2 separate regions of the Homo sapiens genome follow, and region 1 is linked to region 2. Evidence: chromatin loops called from intact Hi-C (ENCODE). Cell type or tissue: Caco-2. All regions are shown on one strand.

Region 1 (8,000 bases), 130 kb after region 2:
AATCCAGCAAGGCAGTCAAATCTTAAAGCTCCAGAATGATCTCATTTGACTCTGTGTCTTGCATCTGGGTCACATTGATACAAGAGATGGGTTCCCATGGTCTTGGGCAGCTCCGCCTCTGTGGCTCTGCAGGGTACAGCCTACCTCCTGGCTGCTTTCACAGACTGTTGTTGAGTGTCTGTGGCTTTTCCAGGCACACGTTGCAAGCTGTTGGTGGATCTACCATTTTGGGATCTGGAGGATGGTGCCTCCCTTTTCACAGCTCCACTAGGTGGTGGCCCAGTAGAGACTCTGTGTGGGACCTCTAACGCCACATTTTCCTTCTGCACTACCCTAGCAGAGGTTCTCCATGAGGACCCCACCCCTGCAGCAAACTCCTACCTGGGCATCCAGGTGTTTCCATACCTCCTCTGAAATCCAGGCAGAGAGAGGTTCCTAAACCTCAATTCTTGACGTCTGTGCACTTACAGGCCCAACACCATGTGGAAGCTGCCAAGATTTGAGGCTTGCGCCCTCTGAAGCCATGGCCCAAGCTGTACTTTGGCCCCTTTTAGTCAGTCTCTAGGCTGCACACAGCACAGAGACCCTGGGCCTGGCTTATGAAACCATTTTTTCCTCCTAGGCCTCTGGGCTTGTGATGGGAGGGCTGCCGTGAAAACCTCTTACATGCCCTGGAGACATTTTCCCCATTGTCTTGGGGATTAATATTCAGCTCCTCATTACTTTCTGCAGCCAGCTTGAATTTCTCCTCAGAAAATGGGTTTTTCTTTTCTATCACATTGTCAGGCTGCAAATTTTCTGAACTTTTATGCTCTACTTCCCTTATAAAACTGAATGCCTTTAACAGCACCCGAGTCACATCTTGAATGCTTTGCTGCTTAGAAATTTCTTCTGCCACATACCCTAAGTCATCTCTCTCAAGTTCAAGTTTCCACAAATCTCTAGGGCCAGGGCAAAATGCTGCCAGTCACTTTGCTAAAACATAGAAGAGTCATATTTACTCCAGTTCCCAACAAGTTCCTCATCTCCTTCTGAGACCACCTCAGCCTAGACCTTATTGTTCGTATCACTATCAGCATTTTTGTCAAAGCCATTCGACAGTCTCTAGGAAGTTCCAAACTTTCCCACATTTTCCTCTCTTCTTCTGAGCCCTCTAAACTGTTCCAACCTCTGCTTGTTAACCGGTTCCAAAGTCACTTCCACATTTTTGGGTATCTTTTCAGCAGCACCCCACTCTTGGTATCAATTTACTGTATTAGTCTGTTTTCACACTGCTGATAAAGACATATCCAAGACTGGGCAATTAACAAAAGAAAGAGGTTTATTTGGACTCACAGTTCCACATGGCTGGGGAAGCCTCACAATCATGGCAGAAGGCAAGGAGGAGCAAGTCATATCTTATATGGATGGCAGCAGGCAAAAAGAGAGCTTGCGCAGTGAAACTCCCATTTTTAAAAAAACATCTGATCTCATCCCCATAATTCAATTACCTCCCACGGAGTTCCTCCCACGACACATGGGAATTGTGGGAGTTACAATTCAAGATGAGATTTGGGTGGGGACACAGCCAAACCATATCACATGTATTATGTCACATAGTTTCTGAAGGTCAGGAGTGACTTAGCTAGGCGGTTCTGGCTTAGGGTCTCTGAGGTTGCAGTCAAAGTGTCATCTGAGAAGCTGCAGTCTTCTGAAGACTTGATGGGCTGGAGGAGCCACTTGTAAAATGGCTCACACATGGCTGTTGGCAGGAGGCCTCTGTTCCTTACTGCGTGAACCTCTCCATAGGACTGCTCACAACACATGATCCAAGTGATCCCCACGAACACGTGATCCAAGAAAGAGAGTGACCAAACAGGAAGCCTCAATGCTATTTTACGACCTAGCCTTGGAAGTGACATATCATCACAGTTGCTGGATTCTATTGGTTACACAGACCAATCCTAATATCATACAGGAGGAGATCCCATAAGGGTGTAAATACAGGAGACAGAGATTGTTGAGGACCGTCTTGGAGACTGGCTATCTCAGTACTTCACATACACAACCTCACTTCATCCTCACAAAACTAGCAAGTAAAGGCCCTGCTTCTCTAGATGAGGTGAAGATGGCTCAGAGAAGTTAAGTGAATTCCCAAGGTCTCTCAGGTAATGAACAGCAGAGCTGTGCCTCCCCCAGGTCTCTCATGCAAAGGCTGCCAAATCTACATGTTTGCACTAACAACCACTCTACTACACCACTCCAACAGGAATCCTTCTTGATCCATTCCCCTGACTCAACGCACTTTGCAGCGGCTAAATCTTTTTTTTTTTTTTTTTTTTTTTGAGATGGAGTCTCTCTCTGTTGCCCAGGCTGGAGTGCAGAGGCGCGATTTCTGCTCACTGCAAGCTCCGCCTCCCAGGTTCACGCCATTCTCCTGCTTCAGCCTCCCAAATAGCTGGGACTACAGGTGCCCACCACCACACCCGGCTAATTTTTTGTATTTTTAGTAGAGACGGGTTTCACCATGTTAGCCAGGATGGTCTCAATCTCCTGACCTCATGGTCCGCCCACCTTGGCCTCCCAAAGTGCTGGGATTACAGGCGTGAGCCTGTAATTTTTTTGAGACCGCACCCAGCCTGCAGCTGCTAAATCTTTATCAGAAAATGTTCATTCCTGATTTGTTAAAGAAAATTTAAACTAGGAATAGAAAGATTTTTCCTTACCACAACCAAATGCAACTCATGATAGTGACAAATATAATACTTAATTAGAAAATATTAGACATGGCCGGGCACAGTGGCTCATGCCTGTAATCCCAGCACTTCGGGAGACTGAGGTGGCCAGATCATGAGGTCAAGAAATCAAGAACATCCTGGCCAACATGGTGAAACCCCGTCTCTACTAAAAATACAAAAAATTAGCTGGGCATGGTGGCGTGCGCCTGTAGTCCCAGCTACTTGGGAGGCTGAGGCAGGAGGATCGCTTGAACCCGGGAGGCAGAGTTTGCAGTGAGCTGAGATCGCGCCACTGCACTCCAGCCTGGTGACAGAGTGAGACTCCGTCTCAAAAAACAAAAACAAAAAAGAAAAGAAAAGAAAATATTAGACATAGGGCCATACCACCCTGAAGGTGCCCAATCTTGTCTGATCTCAGAAGCTGAAACATTAGACACAGTCTTGTTAAAATCAGGAATAAAAATCTCTACCATTACTACTATTATTTAATATTGGGAAGATCTGATTCATGCAATAAAATAGAAATAAGAAGTAGAATTATTCAAAAGGAGAAAAAATTATCATTAGAAATTCCCAGATAATCAACTGAAAACACTTGCTGATATTAATGAAATTCCATCAAAGGGCCGTATCTAAGATACATGGCTCGGAGCAGCTGCCTTCCTGTAGATCAGCAATAACCAGCAACAAGACATAACAAATTGCCCTTCTCCCCCATCTCCCCTGTGCCGCCCGGGAGCCTGTGCTATGGTCGTGCTCATTCTGTGGTTGAGCATTTGCACCTTGTCTTAGTCCCTTTGAGCTGCTCTAACAAAATGCACTAAACGGAGTAGCTTGTAAACAGCAGACATTTATTTCTCACAGTTTCAAAGGCTGGGAAGTCCGAGATCTAGGTGCCTGCAGAGTCAGTGTCTGACGAGGGCCCACTTCCTTCTCACTGGAAACTCACAGGGTCACAGGGGCTCACTAGCACTCTGGAGTCTCTTCTATAAGGGACTCATCTCATCCATGAGGGCTCCCCTCATGACCTCATGACCTCACTTCTCAAAGGTCCCACCTTCTAATACCATCACCTTGCTCATTAGGTTTCCCCCTGTGAATTTTGGGGAGACATACAGTTCAGATCACAGCATGCCTTTTCATGGCTTGTGTGTGGAGCAGGTGGCCTGCAGGTATGCAGCTGAAGGGCTGGGAGGTGCGATAGCTACATGAGGAACCCTCATGCTGGAAGTAAGTGTTCCAGGTAATTCTAGGACTGTCCAACCCCCTGAGGCATAACACGCAATATCTTGCCTGCCGCTTTGGGTTTTCCTTTTCAGAGGAAATAAATGATGGAAGATAGGATTCTGGCAGGAACTGGTCAGTGTCTCACCTATAAAAGCCGAATCGAGTAGAAAGTGCCCCTGGTTTTTTAATCCAGAAGATCTAGGTTGGGGTCCTGGCTCTGGCACTATTCACCCTGTGTCCTTGAAGAGGCTACCCACCCACCTCTGTGTTCTTCACTTTCTCTCCCTGTGCGGGGAAAGTCGGGTTGCCCGTCTCCTAAGAGTCGTGGGGAGAATGGAATACGATGATGAGGGGGAAAGAGCTTTGCAAACGAAAGTACGATGGAAACAGAAAGTGAGACTGTTAGAATCAAGGAGGGCTCCACGCCAACCTGCTGACAAAGACTCACTCAGTGCCAGCTCTCTGACCGGTCCCCACACTCTGCACTTGATCCAGCCGTCACGCTACACCCTGGTTCCACACAGGGCTCACACTTGGGTGAACTGATCCAGCCGTCACGCTACACCCTGGTTCCACACAGGGCTCACACTTGGGTGAACTGATCCAGCCGTCATGCTACACCCTGGTTCCACACAGGGCTCACACTTGGGTGAACTGACAACAGTGAGCTCCTTTGGACCTTGTGGAGTCTTTTTTTTTTTTTTTGAGACAGAGTCTCCCTCTTGTTGCTCAGGCTGGGGTGCAGTGGTGCGATCTCAGCTCACTACAACCTCCACCTCCCGGGTTCAAGTGACTCTCCTGCCTCAGCCTCCTGAGTAGCTGAAATTACAGGCACCTGCCACCACAACTGGCTATATTTTTTTTGTATTTTTAGTAGAGACAGGGTTTCACCATGTTGGCCAGGCTTGTCTCAAACTCTTGACCTCAGGTGATCCGCCTGCCTCAGCCTCCCAAAGTGCTGGGATTCCAGGCATGAGGCAACACCTGGCCCCATGTTGACTCTTGTGGGCAGAGAGGACAGGCACAGGAATGCAATTATCTTGCAAGATTATCCAGACCCAGTTTCCTTATCCAAGGATGAGCTTTGATTTCTCCAATGGCTTTGTTTGTATTGTAATGTCTACTGTGAGGTCCCAGGGTCAAAAGGGCAGCATTTTTTAGATATCACCTCCCTTTTCAACAGAGAGATGGTAGTACATCCTATCTCAGGGCAAGGCTTGATGCCTCTCTTGGGCTCTAGGTCTGGTCAGCAAGAGAGTTGGTGACCCTCGGTAGGTCCCAGGGGAAATGACAACGACAAGCTCCTGCAATGTCTTGGGGTACGAGTGGGCAAATGCCGTGAGTGATGCAGAGCAAGGATGGAGGAAGGGTAGCCTTAGCAGTCATCAGAACATAGAGAGAAACAGGCAGGCACTTGGAGAACACGGAACAGGCCAGGGAGCCAGGAGGAGCCAGGAGCAAGGCCGAGGCTCCGGGCTCAGGGCCCCTCGCATCTTAGGAGTTTAAGGTTGACTCTCCTGCTTAGAGCCCACACCTCTGCAGGCCTTCAGAAGTACCACGCTGAACACCAGATAGGATTTCTCAGGTGAACATTTCTCCACCTGACTTTCCTGCTGTGTTGGGAAACAGAGATTCTACGATGGCTGACTCCAGTTACTAAGCCCTCTCTGCCTAAAAGGAGCCATTCCCCCAGCAGACTAGAAAGTGCGTGTGTGTATGTGGGCATGCGAGTGGTGAGGACAGGGGTGTTGCTTAGGAAATGGGGCTGGCTGCTCCCCATATTCCTGAAATGACAGCAGAGGCCTACATCCACAGCCAAGGCTGTGTGGGCTGCCGTGGATTGCAGACCCCAGGCCTCCTGCAGGCTGAGTATCTGCGCTTGGATACTCCTCCCCCTCAACTGGGTCTGCCCTGGCCACAGGACCCACAGGGTCCCTATCGTGGTCCTGGGAGCGGGGAGCTACGGGGGGAGCCTCTTGAGCTCCCCAGCTTGCCTGCGGGCCTGGCCCTGGATTAAAAGGCTGGCCGCCGTAAACCACAGCTGAAGCCCAGCTGTCCCTGTAAGTCTGCCCGGCCCACTTCCCGAAGCGTGTCGTCTGGAGACGATCCTCAGCTGTCTGCTGAGAGCTAAGAAACTACTTGAGCGTGAAGACTTCTGGTGCAAACGGTGCGTGTCCCCAGCTGAGCCACTGCTTTGTCCTGTCTCCCGCCAAGTCCGGCATTTCTCTTTAGCCTCATCTCCCCCGAAACTCTTTGCTTTTTCTCTCTCTGAATGTGTCTCGTCTCTCCGTCTATAGCTCTGCCTCTGTGTGATTTCGTCTCCATCTCTCTGCATGCCTGCCTGTGTATTCCTCTATGTTTACTTCTCTGTCCTGTCTGTGTGTGTCTGTTTCTGTCTCACTGTGTGTTTGTTTCTCTCTGTCTCTCTTTCTCTGCTTTCAGTCTCTCTCTGTTTCTTTCTGTCCCTTTAACACTCTGCTCTCTCTGTCTCTCGCTTGCTCCCTCTGCCCACACGTCTGTCTGTCCCCCTGTCTCTCTGTGTGTCTCTCCTTCAGTCGTCGTCTCCTTGTCTCTGTCTCCTTGTCTCTCAGACTGCCTCTTAGTTTCTCTCTGTACCGCTGTCTCTTTCTGTCTGTGTGCATGTCTCTTTCAGTCTCTGTCTCTTTGATTCTCTCTGCCTCTCAGACTCAGCTCTCTGTCTCTCGTTCCTTCATTCTTGAATAAAGTGCCCAGGGGAAATGTCCAGCAAGAACAAGACCCTCCCCGGACTCCACAGAACAGAGTAGGGTGGACTGCTAGGCTGGGTCCATGTGCCAGGTTGGCTCAACAGTTTTGCTGGGAATTCCCCTCTGGCCACAAGAAGCCATGGCCAGGGAGGGAAAGTGTCCAGCAGTGGATTCTGGGCCTGCGAAGCCAGGCTCCATCTAAGCTTACTTAAGAAGCAACAGTAATAGACCCCCCACCCCCCGCCTTAGGGAGCAGCAGAAAGGTGATTACATGCTGTGTCAGCTAATCCCGTGAAACCCTGTGTCTCCCTCCAAGGAGTCAAACATTCTCAGTCCTTGTATTCCTCCATCCTTCCAAGTGGCAGGAAAGACCTTCAGAAACCAGTGTCTGAACAAAATGCCAGCAGGAAAACCACAGGTCTCTGCTTTATCTAAGTGAGTGGGAAGAAGGGCTGAGGGATGGATCAAGAATTAATGAGGATACAGTAAGTAGAACAATGTACGACTCCATAACCTGAGAGCTTTTGAAAGGACAGCTGGAGCCAGTGCTTCTGGCCGTACATACCTGTGATCAAGTTACACCCTCTCCCCACAAAATAGCCACCTAGCAACCAATACAATATGAATCAGAGTCATAATCACGGCCATTTCTCTTGAATCAGGGGTCCTGCCAGCCACTCTTCATGTATCTGCTTAGTCCATCCTACCAAAAACTCTAACAGTCACCTCCCCATTTTACAGATGAAGAAACTGAGGCTCATAGAGGTTAACTTGCCCGAAGTTACAGTTAGTGAGTAGAAGAGCTAAGATAAGAACTTAGGACTGCCAGGCTCCCAGCCAGCCTGCTCGCCTCCCTGTCAGTCACTGTCACCTCACTGTCACTGTCACTGTCACTCTGAAGAAACATTCTGAGTCAAGTAGAGATGTTCTTTTCACATTTGAGTGTCCTTTTCTGTAGGTGGATCAGAGTATAGAGACATCTGGACACAATTAAGCAGCAGGTCAAGCTGACCTCCCTTCCCTGCCTTCCAGGCAGCAGGTGGCTTCTGAGCATGACCAGCAGCAATGCTGTTCCAATCAGTCCAGGTAGCGCAGGCCCACGGTCATGTCTCTGGAGCTTCGGCAAAATAGTTCACTTGCTGTGCCTGCAGCTCACCAGTGGTCAAAAGAAATCCATTAAGAGCTTAAGAAAAACATGTAAGAGAAAAATTCATAGTTGAGAAAATTCTATTATGCTGTGTTTCTTTTGAATTGGGATAAAACCGACATTCTACACATCATCATGGCAGAGCACTTTTCCACCAGACTTGACCTCAAGGCCTAAGAACAG
Region 2 (8,000 bases):
ATCCCATATGCATCTGATCTGGGAAGGGCTCTACCAGGAACCACCTCCTTTGCTCCACTCCATTAATCCCTCCTGACACTATAATCACGTTTCCCATGCAACCAGTTGAGCTGCCAGCTGCTGAACTCTGATCCCAGACAAACCCTTTTCCCCTGCACCCTCCACCACTCACACACAAACAACCTATCCCATGTCTCCCTAGCCTGCCCCACTTTCCTGGAAAAGGGACATTTGATCTCCAGAACCATTCACTGGGATCACATTTTTTTCTACAATAATTTTTCTGTCTAATTCAATCAATCAACAAATATTTACCAGGCATCTACTATGTGCCAGTTACTATGCCAGGGGCTGAGGGGTGAAAAAAACCACTGTCTTCATGGAGCTTAGAGTATCATGGGGACACAGAGATTGATCAAAGAATCAAACAATTATCTTATTATCAACTCTCAATACTATGAAAGAAATGATCACAAAACCTTGAATCTTTAGTAGGGAGATCTGATCTTGTCTGGGAAGCTTCCTTGGAAAGGTGACATTTGAGTTCAGATGTGGAGGATGAGTGAGAGTCGGTGGGAGGGAGGGAAAGGGAGGAAGGAAGGTTGGAAGAAAGGAAGGGTGGGCATTCTACGCAGAGAGAAAGCACGAGAAAGGGTTCTGAGTAGAATGAAGCCTGTCTTCTCCGTGAAATCAAAGCAGGGTGGCTGGAGCTCCCACTGGGGGTGAGAGGGATGGTGGTGCTGCCCGAGGCTGGGGAGGTAGGCAGGGGCTAGACCAGCAGGGCATCAGGCACACATGATGGATTTTAGTTTTTACCAAAGAGCAACAAAGAACTGTTAAAAATCATGTCAGGAGAGTTGGGGCCTGCAGTGTGAACAGATCAGAGACAGCAAAAGTGGATGAGGGGGCCTGTAAGCAGTCCAGGTGAGAGTTAATAAATACTGTCTTGGACTAGTGGCTGTATAATAGAGTCAAGAGAGCAGAGTCAAGACCTAGTTTGGAAGTGAAATTGACAGGACTTGGTGACAGGCAGAATATGGAGTGAGGTAGGGGTGAGGGAGACTGTGTGTCTAAGGTGACTCTGAGGTTTGTGGTGGATGGTGTTAGAGGAACACTCATTCCCCACTCCTCATGTTTCCTGGTGGAGGGTCTTCTGTTAGCGTAACAGCCCCTCGCTCCTTATATGATGGTGTATTAGGGAGGAGGAACTGGACTGGGGTGGCTCAGTGCCTTTTGGGTTTTCAGATCACCCCTGCCTGCCACAGACAGATGTGATCTCTCTGCTCTCTGGGCCACACAGTGAGCTTGGTGGGGCCGGCTGTATCCACCCCACACCCCTCAGAAGCCTGCAATGTGGGAGGCAGTGTCAGCTAAGGAGGGCGTAGCCAGTCTGATCAGGACCTGGAAACAGAAAAGAGGTGTCATTTTCTAGACCCTCCCAGCACTTAGAGGAGTTATTTACTAAGACAGGGAACACGGGAGGAAAAGCAGGGTTTGAGAGAGAAAAACCATGAATTCAACTTTGGAACCCTTTTCTGGCCACTTTGATATCTTAACTTTGGCTTAAATATCCCATGAAATCAGTACGTTTGCCCATGTACACCTTTTTTAAAAAATTAAAAGGGACATTAACTAATCAAAGTAAGAATTTTCTAAAATTTTGCTGTGGTAGGTCAGCCTGGACTTACAAATCCAAGCCAGATGGGGTCTCCTCAGAGGGGCAGTGACCTGGGGGATGCCAACAGTGACAGCTACCACCAGCAGGTACTTCACACACGTCCCGTACTGCGCCAAGACCATCACATGTAATCTTTACTGTACCCTACGAGAGACACTTTTATTATTCCTACTTTTCAGATGGAGAAACTGAGTCCCAGAGGGGTTAAATGACCTCAGCAAGGCCATCTAGCTAATGAGAGGTGAATCTAGGATTCCAGAGCTCTTGCTCTTAAATGCTACGCTGAATGAGAGGATGCGCTGGAAGATTTTTGACCAATTGTGTGAACAGTAAGAAGCACAACTGTGGCCTTTGTGGCTTCCTTTTTAGAGATGGAATTTCGCTGTGTTGCCCAGGCTGGCAGCATATTGGCCCTCCCCACCTCAGCCTCCTGAGTAGCTGGGACTGGGTGCATGCCATTACACCCATCTAGCACAGCTGTGTTTTGTGCTCTTGGCTGAGAGGTTCTTAGGACCCACTAGCCCTATTGTCTCTTCGTTCCTCTCCCCAATCCGCCTTCGTCATGTGAGCCTTTGCAGCAGCCACCTGATCTCAGAGTTCTCTTCTTCCCTCTCTTCAGACATTTTGCAGACATCCTCCTCCCCTCCTCTAACACAGAGACAACCTGTCTGGTAAAGCCTCTCAAACCCAGCCAGAATCATCTGGAAGAGTTTAGCGGGCTGGCAGCAAGGCCAGTCTGAAATGGACTTAGCTAGATTCCGCCCGAGGCCCTCCCATTAGCTGCGCAATGCAGCCTCTGCCCAAAGTGCAAAGCAGAATGCTGCTGGAGCTGCTCATGAAACCACCTTACTGTGGCCACCAGATTGTCCCCATTTGCTTTGGAAAGCAATGCCATTGTGAAATATGGCATCTCCTGTAGTTCTGCATCGGAAGCAGAGAGGGCATACACGGACTCCCTCCCCATTCCAGCAGGCATGTTCTCAACACCCCTGCACCTGGGCCTCTGGCCAGGGGCCTCCATAGCCGCCTTCAGGAGTGAGTGCACTGCGGTCTGAGCACCTGGATGTAGCCCTCCACCCTTACCCTGTGCCTCCCTAAAGCCTCGTGTGTCAAATGAAGTCATCATTATCCCTACCTCGTGAGATGTCACAAGAATAAATAATTTAATATATGCAAGGTGCTTGGCACCGAGTGTTATAAAACTTGATGATGATGATAGTTTGCTATCATCATCATCATCATCACCATCATCACTACCACCATTCAGTACATAGTTTCCCACCTTTGCACTTTTAAAAAAGGAAAACCCATTGCCATATGTAATATGATTTCTTTACCACTTTGTTGAAACCAACTTTAAATAAACTCACTTTTAAAACGTAGCCTCGGCTGGGTGCGATGGCTCATACCTGTAATCCCAACACTTTGGGAGGCCGAGGCAGGTGGATCATTTGAGACCAGGAGTTCAAGACCAGCCTGATCAACATGGTGAAACCCCGTCTCTACTAAAAATACAAAAATTGGCTGGGCATGGTGGCACACAACTGTAATTCCAGCTACTCGGGAGGCTGAGGCAGGAGAATCGCTTGAACCCAGGAGGCAGAGACTGCAGTGAGCTGAGATCACGCCACTGCACTCCAGCCTGGGTGACAGAGCAAGACTGCCTAAAAAAAAAATAACAGTATCCTTGAAATCACAGGTTTCGTGGTTCTAATTATATTTTTAAAAGCTCATTACAGTAAATATGTGTCTATTAGCATAATAATTTACCCTTGCAGCACGAAATCACCTCGTACTGACCAGTGGTCCTCACACCTCTCTTTGAAGCCCACCTATGCAGGCCAAGTCCTCGCACATGTCTGAGTCTCCTCATCTGTAAAACAGGTGCAGCGTGATGATGACACTGCCCCAGGACCGTTGTCACGTGCTGTGGGATGCTGGTTTTGACCATGCTTGGTAAACTGCAATTTGTCAGTGGAGTTGATATCATAGGGTCTCCCCACGCCCACTTCATTCCAGATGTCCTGGGATGTTCGTTCTCTAGAAGCTCTAGCAGCTCACCCAGGTTTGCAAAAGGAACAGCTTATAATGAGCCCTCTCCACTCCCATCCCACTTCTGGGAATCTGTGGGGCTGTCACTCAGGGATGTTTTTTTCTCTCGTGTTTCCTCTCCTTGGGTTAGAACAGCCCCCAAAGCCTATTTTAATCCTTTGTCCCCATTTGGCATCCAGCCTTCCTCTTATCTTGACTTCACTGAGGGTGTCAGGTCCATTTGCTGTACTCAGGAGGTGGCACCCCCAAATCGAGGCCCTCTGGCATCACCTCCAGCCTGGCTGGGCAAACTGCCCCCGGCTTCAGAAAGCAGAAACTCCCAGGAGTTTTCTCTCCCCTGGCTGCGGGCTCTCCTATTGCTTGCTTGCCTGCCCACCTAAATCATAGATCCAGAAACATCTTTTCTCTGGACCTAACCAGCAGAGGCAGCTGCTCACATTCTGCTTCTTCTTTCCTCATGGTAATTCATTAGGCATTTCCTCTGATCCTAGCCTCTCTTCCTCTCTCCTGATGAGCCAACAGGGTAAAATCTCCAAGAGAGGCCTTGGGGCACCTTCTGATCCAAGGGGAGAAGACTGCAGCCTGGTGGGGCTATGATGTGGGCAGAGGAGAGGCTGGGAGTAAATTCCGGGGCTAATGCCTGGAATACTTTGCATTTCTCTGACCCTGCCCCGCCCAGCCAGCACCCAGAGCTTCACAAATGCCCATTTAGAAGGCCGCACCCTGCTAGTATGGTGAGGTCCTTGTGACTGGCTGGCCCCCATCAGACACAGAAAAAGTAGAGGGAGCTGGGGACAAACTTTAAAAAACTGATGACAACATGATTCCTTTTCTTTTATGAAAGAAAGGAAAAACACATGTAAAACAAACCCAGAACGTCCATCTGAAGAGTGGACGGGAGCAGTGGTTTTCAATTTATAACACAAGTGTACTCTTAGCCTATCCATGCACCATTGCATCCAGAAGGATGTACAAAACAGCCCTTCAAGATTGAGTTGTGTCGGGCTGGGCGCGGAGGCTCACGCCTGTAATCCCAGCACTTTGGGAGGCCGAGATGGGCGGATCACGAGGTCAGGAGTTTGAGACCAGCCTGGCCAACATGGTGAAACCCTGTTGCTACCCAAAATACAAAAATTAGCCAGGTGTGGTAGCACACACCTGTAATCCAGCTACTCGGGAGGCTGAGGCAGGAGAATCGCTTGAACCAGGAGGCAGAGCTTGCAGTGAGCTGAGATCACGCCACTGCACTCCAGCCTGGGTGACAGAGCGAGACTCTGTCTCGAAGAAAAGATTGCACTGTGTCTTCCCAGTCAGAGTATGGGAAGGTCAGGGGTCCAGTCGGGGAATCCCTGGGCACTCCTCAGCCCCAGGTCCTTCCAGCTTGGCCTGAGGGCCTCCCCCCACATTTGGCCTTCTCTCCTTTCACTCCCCACCCACACCCCAATTCCTGCCCCTTCGGACCTCCTCAACCTACTGCTCCCACTCCCAGGCCATGCCTTGGGTCCAGGTCAGGCTTTTGGTCACATTGGGTTCTGCTTTACCTGGGCAGGAACTGTGCTGGGGGCCGGTGGGAGAAGCAGGCCGGTGGATTTTAGAAGGCAGGCTAACCTTGCTCTCTGTCCAGCTGGCCTCCCCTTGGCGCAGTTCCTGTGTATGGATATTCTTACAGAATCGCTACTCTCCCTCTCCTTTGAGCTGGCCTAGCTTTGGCTTATCATAGGCCCCAGGAAAGGCCAGGGGACTGGGGTACCGGTTAGAGGGATATAAAAGTTCATTCTGCCTTGTACGTATGTTTAATTGATTAGAACACTTCATTTTCTCACAGCATGTATTTCATTGTACTACTGGCAACTGTCATCTCTTATAAATGAGGTTCATAAATAGTTGTTCCAGCTTATGGAATTCTGGAGAAAAAAGCTTCCAGAACAGTGATATGGTGCACTTCCCACAAAATGAGACAAGCTGAAGACACCTGTGAGTATCAACCCTCATTTATGACAGCCTCGTATGGTGGGGTAGTTAGAAGGTGATGCAGGGACATTCAACAGCAGAGATTATAATGACAGTAAGATAAGAGTTACTACAATCAAACTACTGCCTAGCTACTCGGCCCCGGGTTGGATGGTGAAGATTCAAAATTAAAAGCCATGGTCTCTGCTCGGGGGCTCCTGGTCTAGGCCACTTTGACTCAGAAGAATTTGAAATGACCCTTCAAATCCACCCTTCTCTCGCCACCGACCTCAACTGATGGGCATCAGCATGCCATCAGGTGGGTACACGTGTGACGAAGGATCAGGCACCTTACCTTTTATTCCTTCTTAATGTTGTGTGCCGAAATTTGGTGTGCACGGTATGTGTCTGCAAGCCTTTTACATTTTCATCCACATCAGTATTCATTTTTGCTTCTCAGCTACATTCTCAAAAATGAGAAGGAAGTGTGCTTATTCATTTAGATTGCCATGTGCGAGGGTCTGCCCAGCCGAACACCTGAATCATGTTTTGCTAATGATGTTGATGTCGACGTTGACCAAAGCTTGATAATTCCGTAACAATGTAATATGTCTTATTTTTAAACTAAAGCTTGGCTGGATCCCAACCAAAGCCACAGACAGAATTCAGAAGAGGTTTCTTTTAAGAAAATAGTAAAAGAAAAAGGTTTGCAAACCCACCAGATGAGAGAACAGTGCTCTTCCTGGCAGTCTCGTCTGCCTCTGGTAATGCTCAGGTCACCCAGTGAATGACACAATGTCCCTGTGGGCCTCATCCCATCTGCTTCTGTTTGTCATGGCCCAGGGCCCGTCAGTCCCTCAATGCTGCCCTTCCTGCCTCCCAGGCAGGTCTGGGCTTCTGTGAGTCACTCTCACAGCAGCCGTGACCCATGCAACATCTCAGAGTTTCTCAGCACAACAATTCATCATGTGCCTCAGTGTTCATCCAGCAATGTCAGGAAGAAACTGCTGGATATTGTTCTATGTCGAGTCAAAAGCTGTCCTGCAAAACAGCAGTGCCATTGAAGATGAAAGTTGATTCCCAAGCTAAAGCCAATCAAATACAATCTTGAGATATTTTGTGGGTCGAACTACATTTTTTGTTTGTTTGTTTTTGAGACAGGGTCTCACTCGGTCGCCCAGACTGGAGTGCAGTGGCGGGATCACCACTCACTGCAACCTCTGCCTCCTGGGCTCAAGCAATTCTCCCATCTCAGCCTTTCAGGTGGCTGGGACTACAGGCGCGCGCCACCGCACCTGGCTAATTTTTATATTTTTTGTAGAGATAGGATTTTGCCACATTGCCCAGGTTTGTCTCGAACTCCTGGGCTCAAGCAATCTGCCCTCCTCGGCCTCCTAAAGTTCTGGGATTATAGGCGTGAGCTACCGTCTGCCCTCCTCGGCCTCCTAAAGTTCTGGGATTATAGGCATGAGCTGCTGTGCCGTGCCCGGATGCTTTGGTATCAGAGACAGCACAGATACCCTGGAAGTCTCTCGTAGACGGCTTCTCTACTCTGGAGACCAGCGCTGATATTTAGCTGGTGTGCAAGAGTAAAAACAACCCCATCCCTCCTGCTTCCCTGTACCCTCTCATCTATGGAAGCTCTAAGGGAAGGGACTGGTTTGGCTTCCACTTTGATAGAATGGGCAGCAGTCACATGGCCCATTCAGCAATAGAAGAGCTCTAGATCCATTTTTTTATTCCAAGACCTCTCACAGCTTCACAACTTCCTCTGAAGTTTGCCTGGTCATGTCCCTGTCTCTGGCCTGAGATACTCCAGCTAAACAATGCAATGAGAAATATTTGGCAGCCTTTGTATCTCTGTGTACCTGAAAGGTGTGCCCTCCTTGGCCAGGAAACTAGAAATACCAGCCTGTGGGAGCTGGGATGGGCTAGGACCACTTTCTCTGAAGATGTTGCAAATGTAAGGCAAGGACATTGAAAACCAAATTCTAGAGGATACCAAGCAGAGACAAGCGTGAAAAAGAAAAGAAAAGAAAGGTGACCAAGACTGATGCATAACAGAGAATCGGGAGAATGACGCTGGTTCCCAAGAGGGGTTATTATGCCACTGGTTCTCATCGGGGGCTAAAGGCCCTCTGTGGGATTGTGAAGATTTGCAAATGTGTCCAATAACCTGAGTATTTTCTTTGTCCTTAATTGTGTTTCAATTTGAGAAACAGAGAGGAAGGAGGATGGCTAGTATGGGGCATGTGTGAGACAGAGAAAGATGTGGATGTGAAAGGAAGGAATTCTCACCGGGCACGGTGGCTCACGCCTG

Evidence for each region. Hi-C counts contacts between places; a loop is a spot of excess contacts. Peaks named below come from ENCODE experiments on the same cell type or tissue, not always from the same donor. Only the 100,000 strongest peaks of a DNase experiment are listed, where the experiment ranks them.
Region 1: it touches region 2 in a loop (2.8-fold over the local background); 3 of 110 quality-filtered maps call a loop at or near these places.

The regions. Positions count from the first base shown.
Region 1 is chr3:197,352,899-197,360,898 of GRCh38, reverse strand. No RefSeq gene overlaps it. Among named protein-coding and RNA genes, the nearest start is that of DLG1, 58 kb to the right of the region's middle. In Caco-2, no CTCF peak of the experiment used is centred here; a DNase peak (open chromatin) is centred at 4,938.
Region 2 is chr3:197,486,581-197,494,580 of GRCh38, reverse strand. No RefSeq gene overlaps it. Among named protein-coding and RNA genes, the nearest start is that of LINC02012, 19 kb to the left of the region's middle. RefSeq lists enhancers at 3,530-4,075, 4,076-4,621 and a silencer at 4,049-4,343. In Caco-2, no CTCF peak of the experiment used is centred here; a DNase peak (open chromatin) is centred at 4,370.